Linked DNA regions of Mus musculus: region 2 is linked to region 1. Evidence: chromatin contacts called from ENCODE Hi-C data. All regions are on one chromosome and are shown on one strand. Each heading gives the region's core, a stretch centred on a gene start or an enhancer-like site at or near the end of the contact. The rest is flanking DNA. Distances are from core to core; before and after follow the strand shown. Region 1 holds the start of Fundc1 (FUN14 domain containing 1). Region 2 holds the start of Ndp (Norrie disease (pseudoglioma) (human)).

Evidence for each region. Hi-C counts contacts between places; a loop is a spot of excess contacts on that map.
Region 2: a loop to region 1 is called in a map of left cerebral cortex, with 4 times the contacts of the local background. The contact joins the promoter of Ndp here to the promoter of Fundc1 in region 1. A Hi-C loop is called at or near these places in 3 of 37 maps with a recorded cell type or tissue (heart and left cerebral cortex).

What each region holds. Positions count from the first base shown.
Region 1 is chrX:17,570,523-17,577,431 of GRCm38, forward strand. It overlaps Fundc1 (FUN14 domain containing 1), which reads right to left and starts at 1,803. Exons shown (of 5, transcript NM_028058.4): 1 at 1,631-1,803; 2 at 781-937. The coding sequence starts at 1,658.
Region 2 is chrX:16,907,553-16,914,833 of GRCm38, forward strand. It overlaps Ndp (Norrie disease (pseudoglioma) (human)), which reads right to left and starts at 4,222. Exons shown (of 3, transcript NM_010883.3): 1 at 3,834-4,222.

The DNA.
Region 1 (6,909 bases), core at 553-3,052:
ATTAGCACAAGATGAATTTACCTTAAATGTAAAGAAAAAAAATGCTTACAACTTAATCACTGTCACTTCAAAAAAAAAAGAGTCATCAACATATTTCAAAATACTGAACTGTTTCTGCCCCTTTTTATCTGGTTAATATTTTATTCCAAAAATAATAGAATTAAAATACATGGTAACAACAATGTAAATATGTGCTTACATGAGCTGTTGCTTGATTAATGGTTATTAGCCACTCCTTATTGTACTCCAAATTATTGCATAATAAGTAATCATTGCATTAATTCTAAAGCAAAGGCAATCTTCTCAGATCTTCTTCAAAGCACTATCATAATCAGAACCAGTACACAAAAAATGTAGAATCTGATGCATCATTGTGAATAATTTTTACAGACCATTAATGCTTCTATGTACAGAGCTGAGAATCTTAGAGGCTAGTTCTGCAATGGGAGTTCTCATGTTTTTTCCAGTTATTGGCACTGAATAGCAAGTAACAACTTACTTATAATTAACTTGCTTAAGTTGAAAATTTGTTAATGAATTAAAGGAAGTGTAAAGGGTGGAAGTGGAACTATGGTGGGCCTTTGACAGAGGGAAATCATCAAAATCCAACCAGGACTATCTGAAGGCTGATACAACCAATAAGATCCGGGAAAAGCCCCAAAGTTGTGTTCTTCTGGAATTTAAAAGTGGGGAGCCACTGAAGATTTATGGAGGCTGTGCCATTTACAAAAGGACAAGAGCCAGGTTCCCACTAAAATTTAATGAAAAGAATGTTCTCACCAGCCAGTCACGCCACCCATTACAATCTGAGTAGCTACTGAGTATTTTTCTACCATAGGTCCGGAACTGTGGCCAAATACTCGATTCCACCAGTGGTGTCTTCTTGCATATTCAGTTAAATCCAACACTTCGTATGATTCGTCATCGCTTTCATAGTCTTTAAAAATACAAAATGGAAAAAAAAAACATTCATTCTACAGTCTGAAACGTCTCACAAGCTGTTTTCATAAAACCTGTGGGCCAACACACTGTCATGTCTGGTCTACAACTAAAAAGGCCCAGATGTAAACGAAGGAGCGTGATTAACTCGATCTGGGAGACTAGGGCCTCAAGCATAAAGGGCCTAGCAACAGCATCGGCATTTCCTTTCCCAAGGCTTAGGGACACGCAGCCAGAGGCCAGTTGAATTACAAAGCAGTGGGCGGTCACCCGCACAATGAGAATAAGGTCAGGGCAGGGTACATTTCCATCTGTGGGAAAAGGGGGCGAGGGGATGATCCTTCCATGAAAGGAAAAGTCAGGAACCTAGCAAGAGGAAATCAGAGCAGGACTAAAACGCAACCAACCATGGAAATCAACCCGCCAACCCTCCTAATTTTGCAAGATGGAGAAGGGCTCGAGGTGGGGGCAGGGCAGGGCAGGGTCTAGCCTTGGTTAGGTGTAGGTGAGCATGCTAAATTCCGCAGAGAGGGAAAGGAGACCTCTGGTTCAAAGGGGCTCTCGCAAAGGGGCTGTACAGCGACAGAGCCCCAGAAACACTGGAGGAGGGAAAGGGAGAAACACCATAGCAATAAAAGGTCGAGTGCTGTGGGCAGCGTCCCAGAGACTACTTCGGGCCCTGGCTGCTCACCTTGGGGAGGGGGGTTCCGGGATGCCATGATACCGCCAGCGGCCAGTTGGGGGTGGTCCCTGCCCGCCTCTCCCCACCACTTTAAAGGACGCTCTAGGCCGAGTTGGAAGTCTATGGTCTCTCTTTTTTCCTCAGCCTCCTCCTCGCCCCGCCCACACAGTCGCGTCACCGCCACTCTTCCCTGTACACGACCTCCAACAATTTGTGCGCAGCCGCAAGGCTTGGGACTTGTGATGGAATAGCTGAGTCCCCGCCCTCCTATTGCTTATGGGAAATGTAGTCCGTGCTCTTTTCCACTGTAGCCTGGGCATTACCCCAACCTGCTCTAAGTTTCTAAGAGTTTTTTGTTGTTTTGTCTTATTTTTGTTTTTGCTTTTTGGTTTTTTTGTTTGTTTGTTTTTTACGCTAAAGGAATGGAGGGAGGAGCGGCTAAGGGTAATAGAACAAGATAATCAGTTTAGTGTTGGCAGACTGTTCTTAACAAGTCTTTAGTCAGGATGCTTCAACGAAGCTGTCTTTCTGATTAGGTGTTCTTTTTTCAGGCCCTATCTTTGGCCTTTAGTTCTTTCAAGAATTCTGTTGGCTTTAACAGAAATTTCAGGCCCACTTCTTGCTTGATGTCTAATAACCCAGTCATTCTCCAGTAAGAACCCAATTAAACTAGCTCAGCAATAAACTCCCTTGATGTCTCCTCTTGGTAGGACTCTACACTTCGACCCCCTCAGATTATGCACTATAAATCTCCAGCTTTTTGTTGTTGTTGTTGTATCCCAAATTAAAATAGACCCACTATCTATTTTAACAAGTGTCAGGGCAAATATTTTAAAGGTTTTTTTTTTTAATGAAAAAAAATTTTAATTAGATATTTTCTTTATTTACATTTAAAATGTTATCCCCTTTCCTGGTTTCCCCTCTGAAAACCCTCCTCCCCCTATCACTTCCCCACTCCTCCAGCTCACCAACCCACCCACTCCTGCTGCCTGGCTCTGGCATTCCCCTATGCTGGGGCATAGAGCCTTCACAGGACCAATGGCCTCTCCTCCCATTGATGACTGACAAAGCCACCCTCTACTACATATGCAGCTGGAGCCATGGTCCCTCCATGTGTTTTCTTTGGTTGGTGGTTTAGTCCCTGGGTATCCTGGGAATAGCGGTTGGTTCATATTGTTGTTCCTCCTATGGGGCTGCAAATGCCTTCAGCTCCTTGGGTCCTTTCTCTTGTTCCTCCATTGGGGACCCTGTGCTCAGTCCAATGAATGGCTGTGAGCATTCACTTCTGTATTTGCCAGGCACTGGCAGAGCCTCTCAGGAGACAGCTATAACAGGCTCCTGTCAGCAAGCACTTGTTGGCATCCAGAAAAGTGTCTGGGTTTGGCGACTGTATATGGGATGGATCCCCAGGTCACATTTTTCTCAAACTGCTGAGGGCTCTAGTTTTTTTAGTGCCCTGTTAGTCGAGCAGACTTTTGCTTGTATTTTTGGTTGGTTGGTTATTTTTAGACAACATCTCACATAACCTAAGATTCTCTGGAACTCCCTATGTAGAGCACGCTGGCCTCAAACTTACACAGACCTACTTCCCTCTGCCTCTCCAGTATTAGGATTGTTTGTTTGTAAACATGGTCACACTATGTAGCCCAGGCTGGCCTCTGATGCTGGATTCCTCTGTCTCACTCTGCCCAGTGCTGTGATTACCGACATTCACCACAAAGCTGTGATTTTAAGAATTGTTATTATTTGAATGTGAAATAGGGATAAAGTCTGTTTTTTTACCACAAATTTCCATGGATTCTGTAGAATATAAAAACATGTTGGATACCAAAGAACTAACCCAAGTTCACATAAATCAGCACCAAACTTATTTTAAATATGCATTCTAGCCCTTCCGGTCTGCGGCAGCTCCATCACCTTGGGCTCGAACTCCGAAGACAGTCCCACAGTCCCCAAAGGACTCTCCACACGATCTTAGGATCACTGGTGAGTGGAAGACAACATCAGTTCCAAACCAATCTTGATGGGCCTGTGCCAGCAGCAGGGGCGCAGGAAACCCACTTGACCAGGGGCTCAAGTCCCTTCTGGTCAGTGCCAGCTCCAAGCCACCTTGGGCACGAACTCAACAGATCGTCCCACAGTCCACAGAGAACTCTCCACGCTACAGGCACCCTAGCACACCCAGGATCTTAGGATCACTGGTGAGTGGACACAACATCTGTTCCAAACCAATTGTGACAGGCCTGTGGCAGCAGGAGCAAGGACATGTGAGCCCTGCCTGACGAGCTGCTCAGGTTCCTTTTAATCAGTGCTGATATACCTTGGTTTCGAACACACCAGACAGCCCCATGGTCCCCAGAGGAGACACTACTTCCAGACGCTGTAACATGCCCAGGATCTTAGGATTCCAGGATACTAGGATACCAGGATACCAGGATAGCAGCAGCTTGCTCACTTCAGAACCTCGGGGTCTCAGAGGAAGCTTGACTGCCAAGAACTCTGACACAGCCAGAATCTCAGGTTAACAGGAGCCCGGAATCATAGAATCACAGAGAAACCTGGACACTGGGGAGTACTGAATCAATCCGGATTATAGAAAGGACAGGCTCCAATCAGATATATTGAGGGCAGCAAGCACTTGAGATAATCAGATGGCAGGAGGCAATCATACGAACAGAAGCAACAGAAACCAAGGTTACTTGGCAACATCAGAACCAAACTCTCCCACAATAGCAAGTCCTGGATACACCATCACATCAGAAAAGCAAGATATGGATCTAAAGTCACTTCTCATGATGATGATGGAGGACTTTAAGAAGGAAATAAATAACTCCCTTAAAGAAATACAGGAAAACACAGGTAAACAGCTAGAAGCACTTAAGTAGGAAACACAAAAATCCCTTAAAGAGTTACAGGAAAACACTACCAAACAGGTAAAAGAATTGAAAAACAAAAACATCCAGGATCTAAAAATAGAAGTAGAAGCAATAAAGAAATCACAAAGGGAGACAACTCTGGAGATAGAAATCCTAGGAGAGAAATCAGAAACCATAGATCCGAGCATCAGCAACAGAATACAAGAGATGGAAGAGAGAATCTCAGGTGCAGAAGATTCCATAGAAAACATGGACACAACAATCAAAGAAAATGCAAAATGCAAAAAGATCCTACCTAGCTCAAAACATCCAGGAAATCCAGAACACAATGAGAAGACCAAACCTAAGGATAATAGGTATAGATGAGAATGAAGACTTTCAACTTAAAGTGCCAGTAAATATATTCAACAAAATTATAGAAGAAAACTTCCCTAACCTAAAGAAAGAGATGCCCATGAACATAGAAGAAGCCTGCAGAACTCCAAATAGACTGGACCAGAAAAGAAATCACTACCAACATGTAATAATCAGAACAACAAATGCACTAAATAAGGATACAATATTAAAAGCAGTAAGGTAAAAAGGCCAAGTAACATATGGAGGCAGACCTATCAGAATTACACCAGACTTCTCACCAGAGACTATGAAAGTCAGAAGATCCTGGACAGATGTTATACAGACCCTAAGAGAACACAAATGCCAGCTCAGGGTACTATACCCAGCAAAAATCTCAATTACCATAGATGGAGAAACAAAGGTATTCCATGACAAAACCAAATTCACACAATATCTTTCCATAAATCCAGCCCTTCAAAGGATAATAAAGGGAAAACACCAACACAAAGATGGAAACTAGATCCTAGAAGAGGCAAGAAAGTAATCCTTCAACAAACCTAAAAGAATATAGCCACAGAACAGAATCCCAAATCTAACAACAAAAATAACAGGAAGTAACAGTTACTTTCCCTTAATATCTCTTAAAATCAACGGATTCAATTCCCCAATAAAAAGACATAGACTAACAGACTGGCTATATAATAATAAACAGGACCCAACATTTTGCTGCACAAAGGAAACCTACCTCAGGGAGAAAGACAGACACTACCTCAGAGTAAAAGACTAGAAAACAAATTTCCAAGCAAGTGGTCTAAAGAAACAAGCTGGAGTAGCCATCCTAATATCTGATAAGATTAATTTCCAACCCAAAGTCATCATAAAAGACAAGGAGGGGCACTTCATACTCATCAAAGGTAAAATCCTCCAAGAGGAACTCTCAATTCTGAATATCTACGCTCCAAATGCAATGGCAGGCACATTCATTAAAGACACTTTAGTAAAGCTCAAAGCACACATTGTACCTCACACAATAATAGTGGGAGACTTCAACACACCACTTTCATCAATGGACAGATCGTGGAAACAGAAGCTAAACAGAGACACAGTGAAACTAATAGAAGTTATGAAACAAATGAATTTAACAGATATCTACAGAATATTTTATCCCAAAACAAATTGATATGCCTTCTTCTCAGCACCTCATGGTACCTCCTCCAAAATTGACCACATAATCAGTCACAAAACAGGCCTCAACAAATACAAAAATAATGAAGTAATCCTATGCATCCTATCAGATCACCACAGACTAAGGCTGATCTTTTTTTAAATTGGGTATTTCTTTCATTTATCTTTCCAATGCTATCCCAAAAGTCCCCCACATGCTCCCTCACCAACTCCCCCACCCACCCACTTCTTGGCCCTGTTATTCCCCTGTACTGAGGCATATAAAGTTTAAGGCTGATCTTCAATAACAACATAAATAATACAAAGCCAACATTGACGTGGAAGCGGAACAACACTCTACTCAATTATAACTTGGTCAAGGAAGAAATAAGGAAATTAAAGACTTTTTAGACTATAATGAAAATGAAGCCACAACATACCCAAACTTATGGGACACAATGAAAGCAGTCCTAAGAGGAAAACTCATAGCTCTGAGTGCCACCAAAAAGAAACTAGAAAGAGCACACATTAGCAGCTTGACAGCACACCTAAAAGCTCTAGAACAAAACGAAGCATATCCACTAAGACAGCAAGAAATAATCAAATTCAAGGCTGAACTCAACCAAGTAGAAACAAAAGAACTATACAAAGAATCAAACAAACCATTTTTTTTTTAAATCAACAAGATAGATAAACCCTCAGCCACACTAACTAGAAGGCATAGGGATAGTGTCCAATTAACAAAATCAGAAATGAAAAGGGAGACATAACAACAGAACCTGAGGACATCCAAAACATCATCAGATCCTAGTACAAAAGGCTATACTCAACAAAACTGGAAAATTTGGATGAAATGGACAATTTTCTAGACAGATACCAGGTACCAAAGTTAAATCAGGATCAGATTAATGA
Region 2 (7,281 bases), core at 2,972-5,471, 660 kb before region 1:
AAAGATCTGGGGATCTTTGTTCCAAGTCACTTGTCTGTCCGTCTAAAACAGAATAACCACATTTCTCTTAATGTGGGCCAAAGTGCATCCAGGCATTCCCATAGCACTCCCACCCCCAAGGCCTTTGCCAGAGATGTCCGGGTCACTGTGATGGTATGCTTGTCTCTGCCAACCCGGGTCACTCCAGCCCCACTCTTGGCGAGCCACGTGGCTGCTCTTCTCTGTGAGTGGGTTCAGTCTCAGGGCTAGAAAAAGCCCCCATATCCTATCTGCGTAGAAGAACCTGTGCCAAGAATGACATCCTGGGAATACTATGGAGATGAGGAGACCTCATGGGCTGTTCTCCCCAGATGGAACAGAACCCAGGCTGTCTGGAAAACAGAACTAACAGCAGCTCACAATAGAAGGAGATCAGGCATAGGGAAAAGGGCGGGCTAAGAGCAGTGGCAAACAAAAGAAGCCACTTGCCACCCAGGAAGATTTCATGGTGTGCAGTGGTGGAGGAGGAGGTGGAGGAAGCAATTGCAGGAAACAAGTACCCAGACATGGCACTGCCAGTCTAACTGGATTCTTTTCTGTATTAGATTATGGGAAAGAAAGAGGGGAAATATATAGCCAGTCAGCTGTTCAATGGCTTACAACCTTGCTTTTATTGTCCGGGTAAGTTGGTGAGGTGGGGCATCAGAGGAATTCCAAACATACCATCCCAGAGAAATTTTAATATGTTCCACAGTGTCATACACGAAGAGGAAATGACAGCTGATCACAGCCAAGACAGGCTACAGCAATTTGGGCCCTGGAGTTCACCCACCCTCCCATGGCCCTGCTTTGCCCTCTGTTCCTGTTGGCCTGGCAGGATGGTGTCATTAACTGACAGTCATGGGGAAGAAATGAACATATGTACAAAGGCCAATGGCCAAGAAGATGTGGCTTAGCTTGGATAAGTCAGACACCCTAGAGGGTCAGAAGCAATCCCACCACAATGCATTTTGTGCTAATAAGCACCCAAATCAAGGATGCTCTTGATGTCTTCTCATCCTCCAGCCCCAGTAACCTAAGCATGGGGTGAGATACTTACACTGGTTTATTGGAAAGCAGCACTGTGTGTGGCTCAGACAGAGACCTAGGTTTGAGGAACAATTTCCAGCTACTTATCCCAGTGCTCTGTTAAATTTAGGCGAAGCCCAGAGGTCACTGATTTCCTCAGTCTAGGGAATAGGACCAGTAAGTGATGGGAGAGAGTGACGGTATCCTCCTCTGTGCATGTTTCTAATACAGTGATTCATGAAGCAGCCCTGATGTCAGCTGCTGGGGAGGTGACTCACACCCATCTTCTGATAGAGATAACATATAGTTCCCTTCCAGAGGCTGCTCAAGAGAACTGAGGAAGGATATGTTACATTTTTTTTTCCAGATGGTTTCAACCACCACCCCAAGAAAAATCCTGTCCATATTAGCTGTGTGAGTGTGGTACACTCAGGATCTAGGGGGAAAAAAGCCAAGAAGGAGCAGAGCCCCTTCATTATAAATAGAAAATCTGTTAATAAGTATTCTAAGTAAATCTAGAAACACTGGCAGCTACTTTACATGGTTCTTAATAAGCAGAAAGTTCTTGTCCAATTACCCAATAGCAAAGCCCATTAATTTCTCTTCCCAGATTCAATCAGAAAGAGCATACAGACCAAAAATAAAGTTATGGGAAAATGTCCCAATCACCTTTGTATTCTTCAGAACGTGCATAGTGCCAGGGACATTGCAAAAGCTTAAGGAATATTTATCAAAAAGATGATGGAATGAATTATTAACCAGGAAGAACAATGGTACTGAAATTGTGAGTTCTCGAGACAGTAACAGTCTCTGGCCACCTTTGGTGGTTGTAATTCTGAGAAAGTCATTTTTCAAGGTCCTAGGAAAATAAATGAGTTGGAAATTGTTAAATGTATTGAAAAATGATTTATTTTTCCCTTGACAGTGTCATTGGAACTCAAATTAAGATTGAGAACTCCACAGGCATATTTCCATCTGTGGGTGTCAGCTGCTCAGTATACAGTCATAATAAGAAGGCCTTAGATAGTTCTCCCATTACCTGAACCAAATGTATTTTAAAAGAAATGATGCACGACATTGCATTTGTGTTCAAACACTTTCACATAATGGTCTGAATAACAGTTTAAGAAAATTGTTTTGAGTCACTTAAATGCTTTGCTAACAGCAGTATTTTTTAAGTCATAAAATATTGCAATACAATACATATTTTTTACAGCCCTTCTTGATTAGCGAAGCAGTTGTGAATTCCCTCATTTAAATGCCTGATTTTATTCAACAATGCTCCTTGGGCTAGCTATTTATGAAAGTCAGGGGGGAAATTCCCATAAATTGTGCCCTGTGTTCCACGGAAAGCTGGCCAACAGAACCCTAAAGTTCACTTCCAGGAGTAAAATTAGTGAAAAGAAAGTGAGCAGATACTTTCATGAAGTCTAAATGCCATACTGAGACAGTTTACAATTCCTGATGTATTTGGCTGACACCACAGCATCTCTGTGTTTCTATGTGCACCTGGTAGCTAATGTTGTCTTGAAACAGTCTGCCATGTTGTACCTTGTAATTAAAACACACTAATATTAGAAATGGAGAGAAACATGCTCTATAATAGCCATATCTGCTAGGAATGACAGTTACAAAATATAAGGGATTTTCATCTTGCCAAATAGATTGCTTTTTCTGCACCTGATCCTTAAGAAGGGGTGTGTGTGTGTGTGTGTGTGTGTGTGTGTGTGTGTGTGTGGTGCTCTTTCACGGAGGCTTATCTGGGCTTGTCCATTACAATGAGCCTCAGTTACTGTGCTTTCTGAGTCATTAACATTCTGTACACAATCAAACTTCCCGTCCCTCAAGAATTATGCCCGGGCCTCCTACAGCTCAATTGTTCATTTAATGAGAGAACTTGCATTCAGGAACTGGAAAGAATCCTCTGCATATTCCCCAGGTGTCTGTAGGAGTCATTCCTCCAGGTCCTGGTCCCTGTGCTGTCAGGAGCATCCTTTCCTGGTCACTTCTTGGGTATTGAATTGTTGGTCGTGCTGCAGGGACAACCCGACTACTAAAAATAACCCCTTGCAATAAGGCCAAGGCAAACAGCATGCATTTCCTCAGACTTTTTGCCCAATCAAAATCATACAGTAAATCCATCCTCATCGCTCCCGGACACTTCTGAATGTATCCATGGAAGCAAAGTCCCAAGGCGGGATAGGAGAAGAGTGAAAAGGAGCAGCGTGACACTGAAAGCTAGGCATAAATGTTGCCTTTTGTTTGAAGTCATTCTGAGCACTCCCGGCACAGCCCTGGCAGGAGATCAGCCGCATACATAAGGACTAACAAAAGTAAATAGTGCACGTTTAACCTCGCAGACTCTCCTGCGTTAATAGTGCCCCCATTGTAAGTGGGATGAAGGCGGTAGGGAAGATACAGGACTCCACAAACGCAAGTCGGCAACTGCTGCTTCTCCGTCCCCCTTTATGGTGTCACATAGAAGAACCATTCCAAAGTTACATCTAACTACGCAGAGTTTGCAAAGAAATCAAGCCAAAAGATATTTTCGAGCTTCTCTGGGACGCTTCCTGTCAGAGACTTCAAAGACACATTCATTTAAAACAAACAAACAAATAAACAAAACCCTCCACAAGGCTAGCATGCTACAGATTAATGCAAATTAAAGTGATGCAAATTTAAGTGGTATTTAAAGATTGTCTCTTTGTCTGCAAGAAGGATGAAAGGCAGAGTTTGGAAAGAAGTAATTTCCTAGGCAAGCCGTCAGCGCTTGTTTGCCTGCTTACCTTGGGGGAAACGCAGGGCTCCTTTCTTCTCAGACTTTTCTGAGAGCTAGAAAGAGGTCCTGTTACTTCCAAATGCTTTTGTTCTTCTGTCCCTCTGTCACATGGCTTGCCTTTTATATTTGCAACACACAAAAGTTAGGACTGTTGTTTAAGCGACCCAGGGAGAGAGAGGGAGAGAGAGGGAGAGAGAGAGAGGGAGAGAGAGGGAGAGAGAGAGGGAGAGTGTCAAATGGAAAAGTGCCATTGCAGGCATATATCAATCAGGCGTGTGGCCGCAGCAGCGCTCTAGCAAATGGGAATACCACGGAAATGTTAGGCGCTCTCGTTATCGGGGACTCACAGCCTCTGCCCACTGCTCGGATCTTTTCCATGGAGCATCTTAAGATGAGAACAACAGCATAGAAGACGGAAGTTTTCTTCCCCCTCCCCCATTATGTTTTTGTATTTGTACACTAATAAGAGGCTACATGAATATTCTGAGTTTAATTCTTTTGCGAGCATGTAGCTGCTATAAAGATGTGCAGTTGGCAGTAGAGACACACGGTTTTGGAAATACAAAGACAGGGTGGCATTCTGTTTAACGATTAAGCAGCTGGTCAGGATGAAGTTGAAATGCTAAGGGAGGGAAAGGTGGACATCAGCAGTCTTTCTCAGGCTAAGCTGAGAAGCAAGTGCAAAATGCTACCCTGTTTTAGCATGATGTGCGTGGGTGGTGAGAGTTCTTTTTTTCCAAGTTGTTCATCCATTAAATGATTTTTAGCAGCATAAATGCGATTCAGCTCTTTGTGGCACTTTAATAAGTGCCTTCACTGACATCATTTGGAGCAAAACTTTGTAATACATTTAGAAACAAAGGGCAAAATGTTTGGTCCATGACTCCTTACTAAAAGGTAAGGCCAACCCACTACATCACAATTAGTAGAAAAGAGACAAAGGTGAATTCTGTGTGTGGGTTAAGCACCTGCTGCTGAATAATGCCCTGTTAAGAGCTTTGGGGCCACAAAGGGAAACATTGCACAAATCTTGCCCTTAAAATACTTGAAGACAAAATGATCACCAATTTTAGAAACCAGAGGACAATACAAAGAATCATTTATAATTGTTTTAATGTCTGGTAGGTTCAGACATAAAACAGTTTATTTTATTAATACTGATGAAAACTTAAACTAAGGAATGAAGTCTCTATGAAAATTTATTAAAATGGAAATATTTCATAAACCTTAAAAAATGTTCCAGTTAGCTAATTTCTGATTCCCAAACCTTCATGTCATGCTGTATCTGATTATTTCTCATTAATAAATTGATAACCAAATTGTATTGTTCCACAGAATCATTACTCCAAACAGCTACTAGTGTTTTACTAGAGGTGTATAATTTTTTTCAGCTTTGCCTCAATCTTTTAAGAAGTAACTTTCTTTTGTTCCATCAGAAAAGCCCTGTCTACCTGGGACCAGACACAAAATCTACTTCTGAGAGTTAAGGATAAATGGACCTTTAAAAATGGGAATAGTCTTCAAGGGGTTATGACTTGTCCATGAGTAAGAGCCATGGAAACAGTCATGAATACATTTTCTGGCTTACTTAGGTAGATCAGAGTCAGAGGGAAAATAAAGTCTTAGATCATCAGCACTTTCAAATATCAGAGTTTGACAGCCACTGGCTTCTTCATTTTCCTAAGAAAGATTTCCTAAGCACCTTTGGCAGAATGTGCTTACTGCTCCATCTTGCCATATTGTGCCTAGGGGTTCTCAGGGTTGCCCTATCTGCTTTGAAGCAACTTAAAAGGTGTGGTTCTTCCTGGATGGAATTTTCCAGCCTTCTACAATCTGCCCTTCTAAAAGATTACCACCGAAAGTGTAAAGAGTGCAAACACATTGACTGCTTGGCCTCAGAAGACTGGCTCTTTCCCAGATGGAGCCCCATGGCTTCCTCCTGCTTTACTCTGTCAGGGATGGCAAAGATTACCATCTGTGCCTTTCAAAGGGAGGTTCTGCCTCTGCCCATCAGGCTCCAGGGGACCTGTTTCTAAGCCTGCCAATAGGTATCTGGCAACAGCAACTATTTTCAGCACATCAGTGAGCTTTTTATAAATGTCAGTATGTCATGCAGTACTTTACTGGCCATGATAAATGTTGCTAAGAAAGAAGGATTTCCTTTAAATTTCCATCTATGCAAAAGAATGGGAATTCTCTTGCTACTATTTCATATACATTTGGGGTGGAAAGAAGGAGATATCTCAGGGGATAGTCTTCAAAGGCATCCGTACCCCAGTGTTGGAGATGAAACAGGACTCAGACATGTTAAGAAAGCACTCTGCTACTGAACTACACCCCTGCCTTGAGGGATCATATTTGAGTCTTTTGTTTCTGATTTTGTCTTCCAATTGCTTCTCTCTAAGTGTATTAGTGGACAGTGAAAAAAGTTACCCATCATCTAAATACTCCTCCAGAATATAAGCCCAAGGCAAGTGGGAGACAGGACCTACCTCCTCATTGCAGACTTAAAGGATCAAACCATTCTGGAGGAGTCCAGTGTGATTGCATGCAGTTCACTAGACAGAATGAGGAAAAATGAACAAGGCATACAGACACTTAGAAATTATTCTCTGTGGTCACACTGGAATGGAAAGCCTGGGGGCTGCAGCAGGCCAATGTTAAGGAAAACAGAACCCATTAATGTGACAGTGGGTGGCCTTGGGGACAGAAGGCTTATGGGAGGGCAATCTTAGCAGTTTGATATTTTTCTGCTGTAATTGTGTTGACCACCATTTATGAACCTAAAAGTTACAGAGCTTTCCTGATGACTCCATGAACTACAACCTAACCCTGGCCCTGCCATAATCATGCCAATAAATTCCTTTGTGATTTAATTAGCTAGAGTCAGTTTTGAGGTTGGTAACCAGAAGTCCTGTCCTTACTGCCATTTTTCCTAATTTAGGGAAACTAACACCATTAATACATAGACACATAGCTACCACATCTTCAAAAATAAATAGGTTCAAAATCATTGTCAACTCTGTTATAGTTTCTGCTATGACACTGTTGATACAAACAAAATTCTTATATAGGCATATAACAAGGTACACGGTGTTGTTTGTATTTATGTGTGTGTGTGTGTATGTGTGTGTGTGTGTGTGTGTGTGTGTATGCATGCACCCATCTGTGTGTGCATGTGTGTGTATATGTATGCTCTCAATCCAACACAGAGTATTAGGCACAAATTTTATATTTATTTATGAAAGTACTAATCTTTTTGCCCTCCCAGATATAAATCTCATTCATCTAGGAAATTTCTGTTAATAAAAATAGCAATCCCCTAATGGATGCTTACTCTCTGCTATACTCTGTACAAAATGTTCCATATGTATTATTTCTTTTAGAAAGATACCCAGTTCTCTATATACTGTTCTTGTTTCTATTTTACCAATGAAGAAAACAAGGACTCTGAG